2 separate regions of the Homo sapiens genome follow, and region 1 is linked to region 2. Evidence: chromatin loops called from intact Hi-C (ENCODE). Cell type or tissue: GM12878. All regions are shown on one strand. Links, peaks and the distances in the headings refer to the core of each region. The heading gives the core; the rest is flanking DNA. Region 1 overlaps GMDS (GDP-mannose 4,6-dehydratase). Region 2 overlaps GMDS (GDP-mannose 4,6-dehydratase).

What was found. Peaks named below come from ENCODE experiments on the same cell type or tissue, not always from the same donor. Only the 100,000 strongest peaks of a DNase experiment are listed, where the experiment ranks them.
Region 1: a loop joins it to region 2, with 2.5 times the contacts of the local background. A loop is called at or near these places in 2 of 110 quality-filtered maps.

What each region holds. Positions count from the first base shown.
Region 1 is chr6:2,077,244-2,086,639 of GRCh38, reverse strand. The region is part of intron 4 of GMDS (GDP-mannose 4,6-dehydratase); the gene reads left to right. Among named protein-coding and RNA genes, the nearest start is that of GMDS, 160 kb to the left of the region's middle. In GM12878, for the core only: no CTCF peak of the experiment used is centred there; DNase peaks (open chromatin) are centred at 4,689 and 5,029; H3K4me3 peaks cover 613 bases.
Region 2 is chr6:1,952,583-1,961,978 of GRCh38, reverse strand. It overlaps GMDS (GDP-mannose 4,6-dehydratase), which reads left to right. Exons shown (of 11, transcript NM_001500.4): 5 at 1,013-1,205; 6 at 2,008-2,112. Among named protein-coding and RNA genes, the nearest start is that of GMDS, 290 kb to the left of the region's middle. RefSeq lists an enhancer at 8,365-9,396. In GM12878, for the core only: no CTCF peak of the experiment used is centred there; no DNase peak of the experiment used is centred there.

The sequences.
Region 1 (9,396 bases), core at 3,279-7,278, 120 kb before region 2:
TCTATTATATGAATTGAAAAGTATGTAAAAGCTGGGAGCAGCCTTTGTCACTACTGAAGTTGTTTCGAAGTCCCCGAGTCAGCTGCAGAACGGCAGCTTTGGGGAGGAGCAGCAGCATGCTGGTTACTCATGGTTGGCTGTTCCCTTCTGATTTAAGTGGAGATGCTGCCTGGCCAGTGTGCCTTGAAAGGTCTGGATTTTAACAGAGTAGCTCTCTGTATCGTATTAGAATGATGGGAATTCTAGGTGTGTGAGCCACAATTTTCTATTGTGTAAGATCAATGTCTTTGACTTGTGTGTTAGCACAAAAGTGTTGCTTCTAGTAGAGGGATGAAAAGAAGAAAGGGGAGGCAGGGTTTCATTGAAACTGCCAGCCTCTAGGTCAGTGCACATAGATAGTTACTGCCTCAGGAGGCACAATTGCTGGGTGAATGGTACCACAGAGATTGATTTAGAGTCATGGCTAGTGGGGGTGTTCTACATGTCATGTCTGGAAGAAAATCAGGTGTGTTTTTGAGACAGTGTGTTTTCATGTGGAGCAAACAATCAAAACCAGTGAGTGAGAGCAACCCCAGCATGACCATTGTTTCCTCACCTGTGCCACACTCTCTGTGAAGAGTTGTGTCCACACTTTAGTTTATTTAATAATTTGATGTAATCTGTATTGTATCCCTCATTTTATTCAGAAAATAAGCTCAGAGAATTTTTATATCTTAAGGCCACAGAATTAATGAATGACAGGAGAGCCTGGATTAATGAATGACTAGAGAGTTCAGGTATGCCTGACTTTAGTAATGTCTACATTTCATGGTTGGCCAGGTGTGGTGACTCACGCCTGTAATCCAGCACTTTGGGAAGCCGAGGCAGGTGGATTGCTTAAGCTCAGGAGTTTGAGACCAGCCTGGGAAACATAGTGAGACCCTGTTTCTACAAAAAATACAAAAATTAGCCGGTGTGGTGGTGAGCGCCTGTAGTCCCAGTTACTTGGAGGCTGAAGTGAGAGGATCACTTGAGCCCAAAATGTTGAGGCTACAGTGAGCTGAGATAGTGACACTGCACTCCAGCCTGGATGACAGAGTGAGACCCTGTTTAAAAAAAAATAGTTAGATTTTTCTCTTCCGAGGAGACTGATGTGCAAAAAAGTCAGAGAAACTGGAAGGAAGTGCATATGACTGCTAAATGTGTAAGGTAAGGTGCACAGACAATTAAGAATAATGTTAATTCAAGATGAAATATTATAATCAGAGTTATTTACTTAGTGAGAAAAGAAACCCGATTTTTTTATTTAGCCTAACATATTTGCTATACTAAAAAGCCACAGGTGATTCACAAGAAAAAAATAAGTGAGAAAATAATGAAAATAACCATGTTACAGATACCTAGGGAGAAAGAAAGGAATAAAAAAGATAAGGTCACGAGAGTGGACCTGGGTTTGCCTTAAAGATTTCTAAGCTAAGAAAAATAATTTTTTTTTTTGCTTCTTTCATGGAAGAGAAAATACTTTCATAAACTTAAGGATCTCATGACATTGGTTAAATAGGACTGTAGAAGAGTAGACTTTTCTAAATGTGAACATGTTCAGGTATTTTCCTAGGCTTCATTTGCTTTGTCTAGTAAAAACTGGTACAACCTTGAAAAATGATAGGGTTGCTAAATTTGGTACTGACTTCTGAATTTGGTTGTGGTTTTATGTAACTAATTGCAAGACTGGTTCTTTCACTTTAATAGTGTCAGAAAGTTTCTGATGAAGGGGATAGTCCTCTCTGGTTTGCTCAAATTATATGTAAACCCACTCTTTTACTTTTGAGAAGTTGAATTAAAGAGTTTTATTTAGGCCGGGCATGGTGGCTCACACCTGTAATCCCAGCACTTTGGGAAGCTGAGGCGGGCGGATCACAAGGTCAGGAGATCGAGACCATCCTGGCTAACACGGTGAAACCCCATCTCTATTTAAAAATACAAAAAATTAGCCGGGCGTGGTGGCGGGCGCCTGTAGTCCCAGCTACACGGGAGGCTGAGGCAGGAGAATGGTGTGAACCCGGGAGGCGGAGCTTGCAGTGAGTCAAGATCGCGCCACTGCACTCCAGCCTGGGTGACAGAGCAAGACTCCGTCTCAAAAAAAAGAAAAAAAAAGAGTTTTATTTAGATTATTTTATTAGAGCTGCTTGCTGTGAAATGAAGGGTAATTGAGTAATCTAGAATCTGGGAGCTATTTTAGAGATTGGAAAGTTTGATCATCATCTGCTACTTGAACAAATAAGCAGCTTGTCAAATGTGAGTCCAACCACTTGATGAAAAAGGGTATGTTTATGGGGTGGCCACTTGTTCATTTGTTTTTAAAGTTTATATGATTTTTAAAATCTCTTTTCTCCCTCAAACCTCTCAAACGCAGATGCCTCTACATTATAGGTATAGTACTTGGAAATACATAAATTGATATGAAGAGTATCTATGAGGAGGAAGGAAAAGGTTAATTAAGTTTTATGTAATCAATTGTAATTTTTATAATCTGACCCAAGACTTTAGCCAGGAAAGTAAGTTACTTGCATTTACCTAAAATATAAAGTGTAGCACGGTATTTTGCATATAGAGGGCATTTGATTAAGTATTTGTTAATTTGGTTTTCTCTGCCCAGAACTGTCCTTGAGACATATAATTTGACTGATTTATGATTTATTATAACTTAAATATTATATATTTTAGCTTTAGCTGTTTCTTCTTATTCAAGTTGAATAATTTCTGTTAATGTGGGCCATTGTAATACCCCCCAATTAACTGGAATATTTTGTTAGAAATAAACCTCCACTTGAGTATATCTGTCAGGATATAGGATATCAATAGCAAATGATAAATATACCATAATTTGCAGATTAGTTGATGATGGACTTACCCAATAAGCTGTAGTTATATTAAGACTCAAATTGCATGAAGGTTTGTGAGAAATCAGAGACTTGATTGTAAAATGAAGGCAAAATTAGCTTTCTGAGGGTATAGGCATAACCTTCAACTCTTGATTATCTAGAAGATGTTTGGGTCAATCTTTCAAAGTAGTTAGAATTAACCAAAATATCAGAAGAGGTGTCTGTATTCTGTATTCAGTGTGGCATTTTCATTTGAATGATTTGATTTTTCCTTCTTAAGTGGTTGTTTTGAATCTTGTTTTTCTGTCCACTTCATTTAATTTTACAACCCATTAGAGTAAGTCAGGATGTATTTATGGTTTTTGTGTTTTCTTGGGGCTGCCTTAGATACTTGACGAGTTGCAGATTACTTAATAATGGTAATACTATGGTTGGGTAGCTGGATTAGATGGAAGATTTGCTGTTGTTGGATGGTCTGGGCTCCATCCAGGCTCAAGCTGTATGGATGTGAAAGTGCAGGAAGTATGATTAAGGAAGATACTAGCGTTTACTAAGTGCTCGACATCGTGCTAAAGTGTTAAAGGTATCTAATCTTGTATTGATTAAAAGCCACAGTGCCGTGTTTCTAATCCCACTGTCTGATTTTACCCTGAGAACCTACATTTGCCAAGTGACTTGGAGAAATTGTTTAAGTTGTTTATACTCAATTCTCTGAAAAATTTGCAGATACCTGCTTCTGTGTTTTATAAATGATGATGTTTAGTGGGACTTTTAAGAATTGTAGAAATGGGATTGTGGTTTTTCTTAAAAAGACATCTTGTGATGAAGAATGAATAGGTTTGAATCCTTGTCAGTACCAAGGTGTGTAACTTACTTTAACCACCTTTACCCACTTTGGGGTTCGGTTTTGTCATCCAGTGAGGATATTGAATTAGATAAATATTTTGAAGGCTTTTGTTTAAATGAGTGCAACCCACAGTAAGAAATATGTTTTATAAAACATTATAGCACAGACACATGTTGAAAACAGAAATTTTACAAACCAGTATATGTTCTTACAGTGTGCAATATTTCTTTATTTTTTAAAAGTGTCATTAACTAAATTGATTTTGTGACCCATAACCATTACTTTCAGTTTGAAAAACACTGTTTTAGATGCTCTCAGACAGCTCTTTCAGTGTTAGGATTTATAAGTGAGATTTAGGATTTAATTTTGTTATTTTTGATCAAAGAAATGCACTTTGAGTTTTTAGCAATGTTGAGCTGTAATCCTCATTGTAACATGGAGGGGACATGATAGGAGCCCATGCCTGCAATTTTATGAGGGGACCTGCCAGATAGACTGCTGTGGGATATGTGGGGCCCTGGGCCGCTGGCCTGGCCAGCAGCAGTGACACTCTTCTCTTTTTGTCTCCTTCTGTTGACTGTCTCCCTGTCGCAGTACCTCATTCTTTGTGCTGCCTTACTTTCCTGATTACTAAAAGAAAATACTTGAAGTGCATCGAGGGAATGACCAGTGAGCCCTGTGGTAAATGTCATCAGCTGATGGGTTCTTGAAAAGTCCATGGATTTTGTTTGAGTGTGTGTTTGTGTGTGTGTGCGCACACGTGTGTGTAAAGTAGGGAACACGTATCATGTGTCTTTTATCTCATTACTTTCTTCATCTTGAATGTTATTACTATGCATATAATTGTTTGTATAGCTGGGATGAACGTAGAAATAGTGTTCCATCATGTAAGAACAATGAGGGTATTTCCTATTGTGGCTAAATCGCCTGAACTTTTTGGCAGTGGTGAGATTGAGCTGGGCATTGGGTTTGTTACACCACATTCTGCTTGCTTACACGCTCCTGGAAGTCAGACAGTTTTGAAGTGGGTGGTAATTGAGAGGCCACCTTCGTTGATATCTTTTTGCTTGAGAGAGGGAGAGGGGAGATCTCAGCAATAAACATATCTATTCTGGAATTCCAAAGACCTCATTAGAACAGAAATGATGGGTCATTCACCTACGCTGAATTTTTCATTGTGAATATTCTCTAAAACAGAGAGAAGGGCTCCAGATCAAACCCATACTGTAAGGAGGCCTACAAAAGCAAATCGGTACACTGTGGTAGCATAGAGTGTGGCTTGTGGCCTGTGACTTTCAGGGTTGTGGTTAATCTTATTGCTAAAATGCAAACATTGGCTTTTTTTTTCCCCCTCAAAGTCAGCCTAGGTCAGGGGAGCAAGCTGCAGAACTGGGTAATGTAAGTTCAAATGATGAGGTGATGGAAGGGCTCTAGGACAAGGACATTCCAGAGCAGAGGGATGTGGACAGACAAGCAGAAGGTTGTCTGGAGGAATCCGGAGGGGAAGTCCTGATGAAAGACTTTGTGTGGTCCTTCATAAGGCTGTTGGGTGTTCAGGGAAAGAAGGCCGAGCCATCCTACTGAGCTGCACAGAGAGGGCATAGAGCAGCCCTCTGGGACTGAGCCATTAGCAGTGTGCAGACTCTTTGTGTGTAGCCAGAGAAAACCATCCGGAGTTCCTAGGGCATATTTTTCTGTCCTGATTGTTTTGTTTTGTTTTTTTTTCCACCACAGAAGTGCTGATTTTACCATATCTTTTTCATCTTTCAAAAGTTTAAAATATAGAACATGGGTTTCTCACTAAGAATCTGACATTTTACGTTTACTAACACATTTTAAAACAAACCTTTGATAAAAATATTTAAAGAGTTTTTGTGAGACTATTGTATGAGCCCATACAATGGCCTTGTTAAGTTGGGGGATATTTTCTCAGTTTTACAGAAAATTGAGGCTACTATAATTATTCAGTTGGGCCATATGAAATTGCGATCTTGTAGCACCCAAATACAGTAGTTGAATATCAGCAGTATTAGGTTGTTCAACCTAATAACTTACCTGAGATGAAATACCCAGGAAGTGACAGGAATGGTATTGTAATTCAGCTCTGATGACACCAGAATTAATCTTCGCATTTTTATACTTTCCAAGAATTGGCCTGCTTGGACCTGTAACACCAGTGCCAGTGTACACTGCCTTGGGGCCCAAGGAAATGCATGCTCAACCCACTGCTGCTATCATGGGGCCTGAAGACTGACTTACCTGCCACCCCAGGCCCTAGCAAAACGTTACCACAGCCTCCACTAATAACTGCACCATAAGCTACTGAGGAAATCACAGATAACTGGTGCTGTGTACAGCTGAAGAAATCTTACAGAGACTACACTACTGCATACATCTAGAATCATAGCTAAAGTGCCCTACCCAACCAACACCATAGATACATGTTCAAAACAATGCCCTCCCCTGTTAAAGTAAATTCAAAAAATTGAAGGCAGTGACTGACACCAGATGCCCAAGTAGCAACATAAGGATGCAGGAAACATCAAAAAGCAAGGAAATATGACATCTCCAGGGGAACACAATAATTCTTCAGCAATGATTCCGATCAAAAAGAAATTCACGAAATCCTGAACAAATAATTCACATTCTTGATTGTGAAGAAGCTCAGTGAGATACCAGGGAATTATGAAAAATAATACATAGAAATCAGAAAAACAGTGCAGGATATGAATGAAAAATTTGCCAAAGAGATAGTTATCATAAAAAAGAACCATACAGAAATCCTGAAACTGAAGAATTCATTGAATGAAATAAAAAATGTTAGATTCAACAATAGTCTAGATTAAGCAGAAGAAGGAATCTGACAACTCAAAGACAGAAGACAGGTCTTTCAAAATAACCTAATCAGACAGAAATAATGTTAAAAGAATAAAAAAGAATAATTGAAGCCTTCGAGACATATGGGATACTATAAAGCCACCACATATTTGAATCATTTGGGTCCCAGAAGACAGAGAACAAAAGGATTGGAAAACTCATCTATTTTTTTGTTATTAAATAATAGATGAAAACTTCCCAAATCTATCAAATGATTTAGATATCCAGAAACAGGAGGCTCCAAGATCCGCAAACATATACAATGCAAGAAAGTCTTCTCCTTGGCACATTATAGTCAAACTATCTAAAGTCAAAGACAGAATTCTGAAAAAGGCAAGAGAAAAGTGCCTAGTCAGTTGTAAAGAAAACCTTATCAGGCTAATAGTGAATTTCTCAGCAGAAACCTTACAAGCCAGGAAAGAATGATACATTCAAAGTACTGAATGAAAAAAATGCTATCCAAGGGATACTATATCTAGCAAAAATATTCTTTGTAACTGAAGGAGAAATAAAGTCTTCCCCAGAAATTGCTTAAGGGAGTCCTAATCCTGGGAGCAAAATGACTACATTTACCATCATGAAAACTTATGAATGTGTAAAACCTGCTAATAAAGCAATCACACAAAGGAATAAGGGAAAGTAATTAAATGGTACCTGTACGGAAAACCACCAAACCAAAATTAGAAAAAATAAGTGAAAAAGAAAGGAATGAAGAGTATATAAAACCAGAAAACAATAACAATATAATAGGAACAAAACCTCACATGTTAATAATAATCTTGAATGTGGAAGGATTGAATTTTCCACTTAGAAGCTACAGCCTGGCAGAATGGATTAAAAATTAAGATCCAGCTATATATTACCTGCAAGAAACACACTTTACCTATAATGGCACATGTAGACTAAAAATAAAGGAATGGAAAAAATTACTCCACACGAACAGAAACCAAAAGTGAGTAGGAGTAGCTATACTTATGTCAGATAAAACAGACTTTAAGTCAAACACAGTAAAAAAAAAAAAAAAAAAAAAAAAAAGACAAGGTCATTATGCAATGACAAAGGAATCAATTCAGCAACAGAATATTATGGCTCTAAATATATATGTGTCCAACACTGGAGCAACAAGATTCATAGGATAAATATTACTAGATTTAAGGAGAGAGACTACAATACAATAATAGTGGGGAACTCCAACCCCATTCTCAGCATGAGACAAATCATTTAGACAGAAAGTTAACAAACATTTATAAACTTTTATTTAAACTGGATTTTAGACTACCTGGACTCAACAGATATTTACAGAACATTTTATCCAAAAACTACAGAATATAAAGTCTTCTCATCAGCACATGGAATATTCTCCAGAATAGACTGTTAGGCCACAAAATAGGTAACAACAATTTTTTAAAACGCAAGATCATATCAACTATGTCCTCAGAACACAATGGAATAAAACTAGAAATATCAAGAGGATCTTTGGAAACTATACGGATGTATGGAATTAAACAACATGTTCCTGAATGACGATTAGATCAATTAAGAAATTAAGAAGGAAGTTAAAAAATTTCTTGAAACGAATGAAAGTGGAAACACAACATACCAAAACCTGTGGGATACAGCAAAAGCAGTACTAACATGAAGTTTATAGCAATAAATGCCCACATCAAAACAGTAGAGTTTAAATAAACAATCTAATGATGCACCTCAAGAAACTAGAAAAGCAAGAACAAAACAAATCCAAGATTAGGAGAAAGAAAGAAATAATGTAGATCAGGGCAGAGATAAGCAAAATAGAGACTAAAGTAACAGTTCAAAGGATCAGTTAAACGAAAAGTTGATTCTTTGAAAAGACACAAAATTGATAAATCACTAGCTTGACTAACCAAGAAAAGGAGAGATGACCCACATAAATCAGAAATAAAAAAGAAATTACATCTGATACCACAGAAATACAAAGGTTCATCAGAGACTATCATGAACAGCTACACACTAACAGACTGGAAAATCTAGAGGAAATGGATAATTTCCTGGACACCTACCATCTACCAAGCTTGAATCTGGAAAAAACAGAAAGCCTGAACAAACCAATAACCAGTAACAAAGTCATATCAGTAATAAAAAGTCTCTCAGCAAAGAAAGGGCTAGGAGCAGATTGATTCTTGGCCGAATTCTACCATATGTATAAAGAAGAACTGATACTAATCCTCTTGAAACTATTCCAAAAAATTGAAGAGAAAGGAATTCTCCCTAACTCATTCTATGAGGGCAGCATCACCCTTATACCAAAACCAGACAAGGACACACAAAAAAAGAAAAGTACAGGTCATTATTCTTGATGAATATGGATTCAAAAATCCTCGACAGAATACTGGCAAACTGATTCCTACTGCACATTGAAAAGATAATACACCACAATCAAGTGGGCTTTATACCAGGGCTACAAGGATGGTTCAACATATGCAAATTAACAAATGTGATACATCACGTAAGCAGAATGAATGATAAAAAACATACGATCATCTCAATAGTTGTAGAAAAAGCATTTGATAAAATTCAGCATCCCTTCATGATAAAAAACTCTCAGCAAATATGGCATAGAAGAAACATACCTCAAAATCATAAAGGACATATATGGCAAACTCACAGCTAACATCATACTGAATGGGGAAAAGTTGAAAGTCTTTGCTTTAGGAACAGAAACAATACCAGGATGCCCATTTTCACCACTCCTATTCTACATGGCACTGGAAATCCTAGCAAATCACACAAGATTAAAAAATAAAATGCATTTAAATTGGTAGAAAGGAAGTC
Region 2 (9,396 bases), core at 2,382-6,381:
TCCCGGCAGCCACATGACCTTTACTCACAGGCCTAAATGACATGAGTTTAGTGGTCTAAATAGGGTCCCTGGTGAGCAGTTGCCTGAATACCATTTGCATGTGCCAGGGGACAGCTTCTGCTCCAGGGCACACATGCAGGACCCAGCAGTGACGAAGACCAGTGACCTTACCCCTCAAAGGGGTTTTTCCAGTTGAGGATTCACGAGGCAGCAGGGGAAGCCTGTTTGCACTGTGCCCAGCTATATTAGCCTACGAATAAACCAGTGACAAAGATTTTGAGCCTTATTATTTTAGGGGACTTAATATTAGATTATTTTGTTCATTATGCATAAATAGAATAATTTCAGAAAGCATATCAGTCACACTTGTTTTTAAAAAGTGCTCTAAAGAACTGCAAAATATCGAATTATTCCTCAGCATTCGCTTAGAAATTGGTTCATATATACATTAGCATCTTGCTGTATGCTCTGTGTCTCAAATTAAAAAAAGATTATGCATTCGTGTAATAGATTACAAATTTATTATTGTACCTTTAGAATAGAAAATAAAACAACCCTTTTTAAATTCAGCTGTGTTCTAAAGCACATGTTCCAAAACTTCTCTGTACATAAAAATCAACTGGGGCTCATTAAAAATGTAAATTTCCTAGGTCCCTACCCCCCAAAGAGATTGGTTCAGACTGAATTTTTAAGGAAGATCCCAGATAATTCTGAGGAATAGGGTTTGCCCTATAATAACCCATGCCCTAGGAACTCCAGCCTAGAATTACGAGTAGTAGAAGGGCGGTTAAAGTGTTCTTCACATTACCATAGGTAATTAATAGGAATTAAGATATTTTTAGCAATTTGATACTGTATGTAGATGACATCCACGTTCTTATTGTGCTGTTAGAAAATAATATTTTCTCACCAACATTTCACAGTGTGTGAAATTGTAGTCTTTGTTCCTGCTGACAGCACCTTTGTGCTATGAAGCTATTAATGCAGCCCTGTCTCCGCCTGCTTTTTCCAGATTTCCTTTGACCTCGCTGAGTACACTGCGGACGTTGACGGAGTTGGCACTCTACGACTTCTAGATGCAGTTAAGACTTGTGGCCTTATCAACTCTGTGAAGTTCTACCAAGCCTCAACAAGTGAACTTTATGGGAAAGTGCAGGAAATACCCCAGAAGGAGACCACCCCTTTCTATCCCCGGTCACCCTATGGTGAGAACATGCGTGCACACCGGAGCACATGTGTGGCGTTATCTGTGGGTGTGGGGGGTGTGTGTTTTTCCTTTCATTCTGTTCATGTCTCACAGCTGAAGTCATTTGGGTGTGAGGTTAACATTAAGGTAGACTAAAGTGACTGAACTTGTTGAGAAGCATACCTTTATACGTTGCTAACTACAAGTATTTGCTGCCATTGCCTTCGGGGTGAAATTACCACCTCACTTCACCAACCCATGTTCATTCAGCCCTTCCATACAGATCACTTGAAATGGAAAATCAGACCCAATGTGATTCTTTTTCTAAACTGTTATGAGATTATACTGAAGTGATAAGGTTTCATGTTTTTTTTTATTTTCCATGAAATTTCCTTGAGCTCAAAACCTTCAAAAAAAAAGACTATTGTGTCTAATATGTTTGTAAGGAGAATATTAATGAAAGACTTCAGTGATAAAATTTCAAAGCAGTTGGAATGTTAAGATCCTCATTTTTTTCCATTCTAATTCCTCAAAAGTTAGAGAGAGAGAATGAGAGAGAAAAAGATCTAAGAAAGATTCAATCAATTCGATTGTCAAATAATGCACTGTTGGCATTACAAAAGTAAGAAATTCTTAAAATATTTCCTGGTGAACATGATTGACAGGTGTAATAACCTTTATTTCGTCTTTGGGTTTTGATACTTTTTTGTATTTGGATGCATTACAAGTTATTATTTCGGCCAAGATGTTACTGTTGAAGATGGTGAGAATCACTGTCTTTTACAACAAACTTCATTGCTTAAAAAAAATTATTCCAACAGGGGCAGCAAAACTCTATGCCTATTGGATTGTGGTGAACTTCCGTGAGGCGTATAATCTCTTTGCAGTGAACGGCATTCTCTTCAATCATGAGAGTCCCAGAAGAGGTCAGTAAATATATTAACTGAAAAGAGAATTTCAGACTTGAACAACAACAACAAGTTGCATGTCTATTTGGTGTATGTACTACAGAGACTGAAAAATTTCCTATCTGTATCTAATTATGATGAATGTCAGAGCAGCAAATGAAGAAATGTATACCCAGCCTTAGTTTTTTGTAATTTTATTTTGAGTTTGTGGGATTTTAAATTTTAACATTAAAAACTGGACAGTGTTCCAGTTTTACCATTTTAATTAGTAGATCTTATCAAGCTTGTTTTCAACCTGAGTATTAGGAAGCTACTATATGAATGCAAAGGAATAAGTAGTAAACTAATGATTGTTTTTAGAAATTACTCCTATTCAAATAGACTCAATCTGTAGGATCTATGTTATTTTTTGACTTTGAATGGTTAGATATTTGGTATTCTTTCTTTACATTTCATTAAATAGACGTCCAGAAATTACTATGCTTCTAAATTATTTTAAAATAAAGTTGAAATCAGTTTTTTAACAAGATTTTAAAAAATTGACACATTTTTATGGAGTACATAGTAATGTTTTGAAACAATGTGTAGTGATCAAATCAGAGTAATTAGCATATCTGTCACCTCAGACATTTATTGTATGTTTGTGTTAGGAACATTTAAAAACCTCTTTTCTAGCTAATTGAGAAATACTTAATATGATAAACTATAGAGCACTCCACAGAACACTAGAATTTAATGTGTCTGTCTAGCTATAATTTTATATTCTTTAAGAAATCTCCCCTTATTCCCCACTCCCTTGAAGTCAGCTCTTAATTTAGAAGTATTATCAGGTATTTTTGGAAAACTGTATTTGTTTGTATTGGCTTGTTGCCTTTTCAGAGTTGTTGATGAGACTGTAGCAACGTGCTAGTTCTCTTGTTCCCAGTATTAAGTTTTAAGTAAGAAAATGTGTACCCCCATCATTACTTCTGATTTACTGAAGCATGAGAAAGCTTTACAAAGCATGCACATGCTTTACAAAGTAAAAATTATCTGTAAGCCTTCCAAGAAGTTTTATTAAATTTCGCTATCATTTAGATTTTTAGTCTGAGAATAAACGTGAAGTCCAATGTTATAAGTTGTTTCATGACCAACAACTAGTAAGCATATAATTTTTCCGTGAAATTTTATGTGACTATATAGCTGCCTAATTACACCAACAAGTCATGAAGAAAGATTAAAGCGACAGGTTTATAAATGAATCTTTAGCGTCAGTACATTTTTATTTTATAATTGCTTAAGTTAAAAATTCCCATGATGGGCTGTTAAAGCATAAGAACCTAGCCTGTCATCACATTGCCTGAAAGGAAAACAAATTCACAAGCAGTGAGAAACATTTCTTTAATGAATTTTGTGGTCCTGGGTGCCAGCGGTAAGGGAGAAAGGAAAAGGAAGATCCTAGCTGTGGTTGCCTGCAGCATGTGGTATGAGGGCGCCCACAGAGTCTGCTCAGTCGTGGTAATCCCTGCCTCTTTCTCACAAACATGTTCATACACATTGTTTGGGTTTCTGTGTTCTTCCTCCCTCAACTTTTCCACCTGCAAAAAAAAAATAAAAGTTAATTGTTGTGAATCAGGTCAGGATAGGGAAAAACATTCCTGGGTTGCAAAGTAAAAAAAGATAAATTTGAATATAACTCCCCCTAATTCTCTCTTTGTGTACCTCCTAATGAGAACTTATTTTTTGTCTTTGTAGATGTTAACCACTAACTAAAAAAAAAAAAAAAAAAACATATTTTAAGGCCAGGCACAGTGCCCCACATCTGTAATCCCAGAACTCTGGGAAGCTAAGTTCGGGGGATCACTTGAGCCCAGGAGTTTGGGACCAGCCTGGGCAACATAGTAAGATCCTGTCTCTCAAAAAAATAAAAAACGAATCAGCCAGGTGTGGTCATGGGTGCCTGAAGTCCTAGCTACTCGGGAAGCTGAGTTGGGAAGATTCTTTGAGCCCAGGAGTTCGAGGCTGCAGTGGGTTATAATTGTGCCACTGCACTCTAGCCTGGGCAACATAGTGAGACCCCTGTCTCTAAAAAAATTGTTTTAAAGTAATAAAAAATGTTCTAAAAGTAACACGTCTTCATTTAAAATAAAATTTTAAAGTAAAAGTTCCCACCCTCGTGATAACTGCCAGCCCTATCCTCAGACCCACTGTTAACATTCCTTCAGAAAAGTTCTCTCTTTAAACATACAAAGAGGGTTCTGCTCTACATATTGTTCTGCAGCGTCAGGCTTCTATTAAATCTCTTTAGGAACTTGACCTCAACTGTAGCATACACCATTTTGTTTTGTTTTATTATATGCCTGGAAATCAGTGGTACCACATTTTTAACTATATGATCAAATAATGAGAAAAAGAGATGTACGTGAAAATGATATTAATACTTTGATATGTAATGCCTACTATTTACAGCATTTCTTAAAACTTGATCATTAATTTTCAGATTAAATTAATCTGACAGTAATGTTGTTTTCCAAGGAGATTTCTTTCCCAGACTGAAAATTCCATAATGGCAGGACTGTGTTGTATTCATACATCTCCAGCTTCCAGGCAATGCCTAATTGCTAATAAGCATTCAGTAAATATTTTTAAATGAATGAATAAGTTAATATCTCATGTTTCAGGAACAGCTTACTGACTTGAAAGCTAGGTGGTCTGAATTACAGAAAAGTAGAAATTATATCGATATTTATAAATATATACATATTGTTGATTTTACTCATATAGTAATTAAAGCTAATAAATGGGCCGGGCGCGATGGCTCATGCCTGTAATTCCAGCACTTTGGGAGGCCGAGGCAGGTGAATCACTTAAGGTCAGGAGTTTGAGACCAGCCTGGCCAACATGGTGAAACCCCGTCTCTACTAAAAATACAAAAAATTAGCTGAGTGTGGTGGTGGGTGCCTGTAATCCCAGCTACTCGGGAGGCTGAGGCAGGAGAATGGTGTGAACCCAGGAGGCAGAGGTTGCAATGAGCCGAGATTGTGCCAGCCCAGGCGACAGTGCGAGACTCCATCTCAAAAAAAAAAAAGCTAATAAATGATTTTGAAGTAAAGATTCAATCTGATATACATTAATAAACAGATAAAATTTGTTTTTTGTTAATAATCTTTGTAAACCTAGAATTTCCTGTGGTACTTTAAGTGAGTTTATTTTCTTAAGTTGGTTGAACATTTACTCATCAGTCTTCTTGTTCCCTGTTATTACAGGGAACAAACCCTTTTTTTTCTACATGGTGTAGAAAAACCTTGGTAAACCTCAATCTAGTCCTAGGTATCCAGTCACCCATGCTGAATTTGTAGAGCCCAAGTTGATGCAGTTTTTGGGGGCCATATACTTTTTCTCTAACAAAGTGTAATTGTCAAAGGTGCCCTCTCACTGCATGAATAACATTTCATGAGAATTTCTGACTTTCAAAAGTGGGGAAAAGTATTTTTTAATCTAACAATAGGCTAAACCAGAAGTTGACAATCTAGGACTCATGGGCCAAATCTGGCCTACCAGCATAGTTTTGAAAATAAAGTTTTATTGTAACACAGGCAGATGCACTTGTTTATATATCATCTATGGCTGCTTTCATCTATGGAGTCTTGTAGTGTGCAGAGCCTAAAATATTTGTTGTCTGGGCCTCTAAGAAAACATTTGCTGGCCCCAGCTGTAGACAGATCCTCAACATTCGAGAAAACTTTCACTTGGGTTGATTGTGGGTTTCTCCTATGGTAGCAAGGTAGTCTTTTAGAAAGATTTCCTATAAATGTTAAAGAGCATAGTGAGCCAGTCCTTAAGCAGAATTCTGAAGTGCTTTGGCAGGTTGGGGTTCTGTTGTACTTCACTGCTGTATGCAGGTAACCAAGTGCTCCAAAGGATCAAGCACTATGACCAAGTGCTCTAAAGGAAAGCTAGTTGTCAGTGATGTATGAAACCAAATAAGCTAGTAACTGATGATATACATGTAGCATAGTTTGTCCAACAACCACAACTCCTGAGCTTGGACACGTGCTCATTACGGTTTTGACTGCCTTCTGTGTCTTTTCTCCATCCCAACCATTTTTGGTTTTCTTTCTTTTTCTTTTTTTTTTTTGAAGACTTCATTTATTTATTTAGGTTTTCTTTCTAAATATATTTGTTTTGAGAACCGTGTAATACATCTAGAGATGTAAGAATCACCTATGCTAGCATCAGATCAACAGTTGGAAATCACTGATTTAGGGAATAGAGCCAATAATCTGCGACTTTGCATCCCTCAGTCAGCCTTCCAGTCACTCCGTTGGTGAAAGCAAGAGGGTGGATGGCACTTGTGCTATAGACTTGCTTCTTATGAAATGGGAGCACTTTAGTAATATTTACTACAAATTAATAAGAATAACAGAATTTTAGAATTAAATGTCTATAAGTCATGAAAATGTATATAGTAGTATATGTTTTATGAATAACTATTACTATGTATTATATACTGATATTCACAGACATTAACCAGGTGCTTTCTTTCATATGTACTCAGTTTTTTAAAATAAAAAAGTAGGCAATCATAACCTGCATAACAAATTTTGGTAAATGATGGACTGCAGTGGTCCCATAAGATTATCATACTGTATTATAATTAAAAAGTCACATTTTTACTGTACTTTTTCTGTTTGGGTACACTTAAATACACGAGTTTAGGCATATGTTATTTTATTGCTTCGTAGATATTGCTTTTTTCTTCTTTTCATACTGAAGGTGTGTGGCAACCCTGCATTAAGCAAATCTGTAGGTACTATTTTTTCAGGTGTTCACCTCCTGTCTCTGTGTCGCATTTTGAGAATTCTCCTAATATTTCAAACTTCTGATTATTATTATATCTGTTACGGTGATCTGTGATCAGTGATCTTTGGTTTTGCTGTTGTGATTGTTTTCAGGCACCATGAACTGCACCCATAAAAGACAGTGAATTTAATCCGTAAATATTGTGTGTGTTCTGGCTGCTCCACCAACTGGCCATTACCACCCCCTGCCACCGCCGCCCCGTTCCCTGAGACACAACAATATTGAAATTAGGCCACTTAATAGCCCTCCATTGGCCTCCAAGTGGAGGAAGTAGTTGCAGATGTGGGGGAAATAGCAAGAGAGCTAGAATTAAAAGTAGAATCTGAAGATGTGACTGCTTTTATCGTGTGCAATCTCATAATAAAGTTTTCACTGATGAGGAGCTGCTTCTTATGGATCAACAAAGAATGTATTTTCTTAAGATGGAATCTATTCCTGGTGAAGATGCTGTGAATGTTGTCAAAATAACAAAAGAAGGGTTTATAATACTACATAGGTTTAGTTGTTAAAGCAGCAGCAGGGTTTGAGAGATTGACTCCAATTCTGAAACAAATTCTACTGCGGGTAAATGCTGTTACACAGCACTGGATGCTACAGAGAAATCTTTCCTGAAAGGAAGAGTCAGTGATTGCAGCAGACTTCATTGTTGTCTTATTGTAAGAAATGGCCACAGCCGCTCCAGCCTTTAGCAACCACCATCCTGATCAGTTAGCAGCCATCGACACTGAGGCAAGCCCTCTACCAGCAAAAGGCACAGATGGTCATTAACGGTTTTCAGTGATAAAGTAATTTTTAGTTAAGGTTGTACAGGGCTTTTAAAAACATACTATTATTACACACTTAATAAACTGCTTTTTCCTTTTGTATTGTTTCTTCAAACCTGAAATTGTGTATCTCCCTGGCTGTTCCATTACATATCTTTATTTTTATATTTACATACATACAGTATTCTTTTTGCCACAAATGTGGATATAATGATAGCTTTCTACTGGAAATACAGCTTCACATTATCTGTAATAGAGAATAGACTCTCTAGGGAAAAAGGTTTTGTTTATTATCTCAAACTGTTTAATATCTATGAGGAAATAGACATGTACAAAAATTTTCTTGCCTTATTACATTTCTTTGAAAAACTAAACAATCAGACTTGTCATAAAGATATTAATTATTATATAAGTTGTGAACTATGGGGAAAATATTGAGAGGTTTTTTTAATTATTTAAAAATAGTTCATAAATAAGTATATTAGTTTCTTTTCAAATATGTTATTTACCAGTAATAAAATCTACTCTTAAAGATTATGCTATAAATTGGAACATGGGAAGCAAGCCTATTTAGTAAAGCTAACAATATTTCTAGTTTTGACTGTTTATTACATTAGGAGGTAAATAAGAAGAATAACTACTGTTCATCACATATGTAATGTAACCAGTTGGGGCTAATTATGTCTTAATTCTTAACATTGGCAGAGTACTTTGGCATGCCATAAATACAAATATGGTGACCTTTACAAAACTATAAATAACACTAATATGAGTGTATTCTAAATTAAGAAAAAACATTTTGCATGATAATTAAGAGGGAACAAAAAATACATTCTACCTTCTACTTTTGGAAGGTTAAAAAATTTAATGATTAGATTATCCCTGATTTCCTAATTTTGATGACAGTAGCTATTGTGAATAAAGGGTGAAACACACATAATATTCAGCATTCTTTTTTTTTAAATGTGATTTTTCAGTTTTCAGTATGAGTGTAGAATTAGCCGCTTTGATTTCCTACACTAAGAACAGCAGCCTCGGTTTCTGTGAGACTTCCTAGGGTCCACGTCCTGGAGGAGAAAGCCCTGACCCAGGGGTGTGACGGAGAAAGTTGTTCTGTGCTGCCGGCTGTTGGCAGGCCTGCCTCTCATACCCAGCAGCCCTTTGCTTTCCGCAGGAGATCAGTTGAAGATTTCCGTCTTTCGATGAGGATATTTTTCTTATGTTGACTCATTTTAGTCTTTCGATCATTAGGAAAGTTTGGGCAATGTAGTAACCTCTACTTCCAGGACTGACTGAGGAGGTGATGTTTGGTTACATGAGCCTACCTCGTGGGCCGTTGGTTACCAGCCGTGAGTCACTCATAGGGATTGGCTTCATCCCTGGATACCTTTAGCCTGAGTAAGAAATCACGTTCCCTGTTGACAGCGTATTTCTTCCATTCTCCTCCCACTCTTTCTTCTCTCAGTGTTTAAGAATGGGACATTTACTCAGTCTGGGTAAAGCATTCTCTCTCCCTGTGGATCTTCTTTTCTCTTCCTTTCCATATTTGCCTAACGCCTAACTGAGCCTCTCTTCTACTTGCCATATGTAACTTTGCTCCTCTGTCTCTGACCATGGGGCCTTGCAACAGATCCATCACTACCTTCTTCCCCCAGGAGCGCTTCCGTTGCTAAACTGTCTGTTCAGAATTTCATGA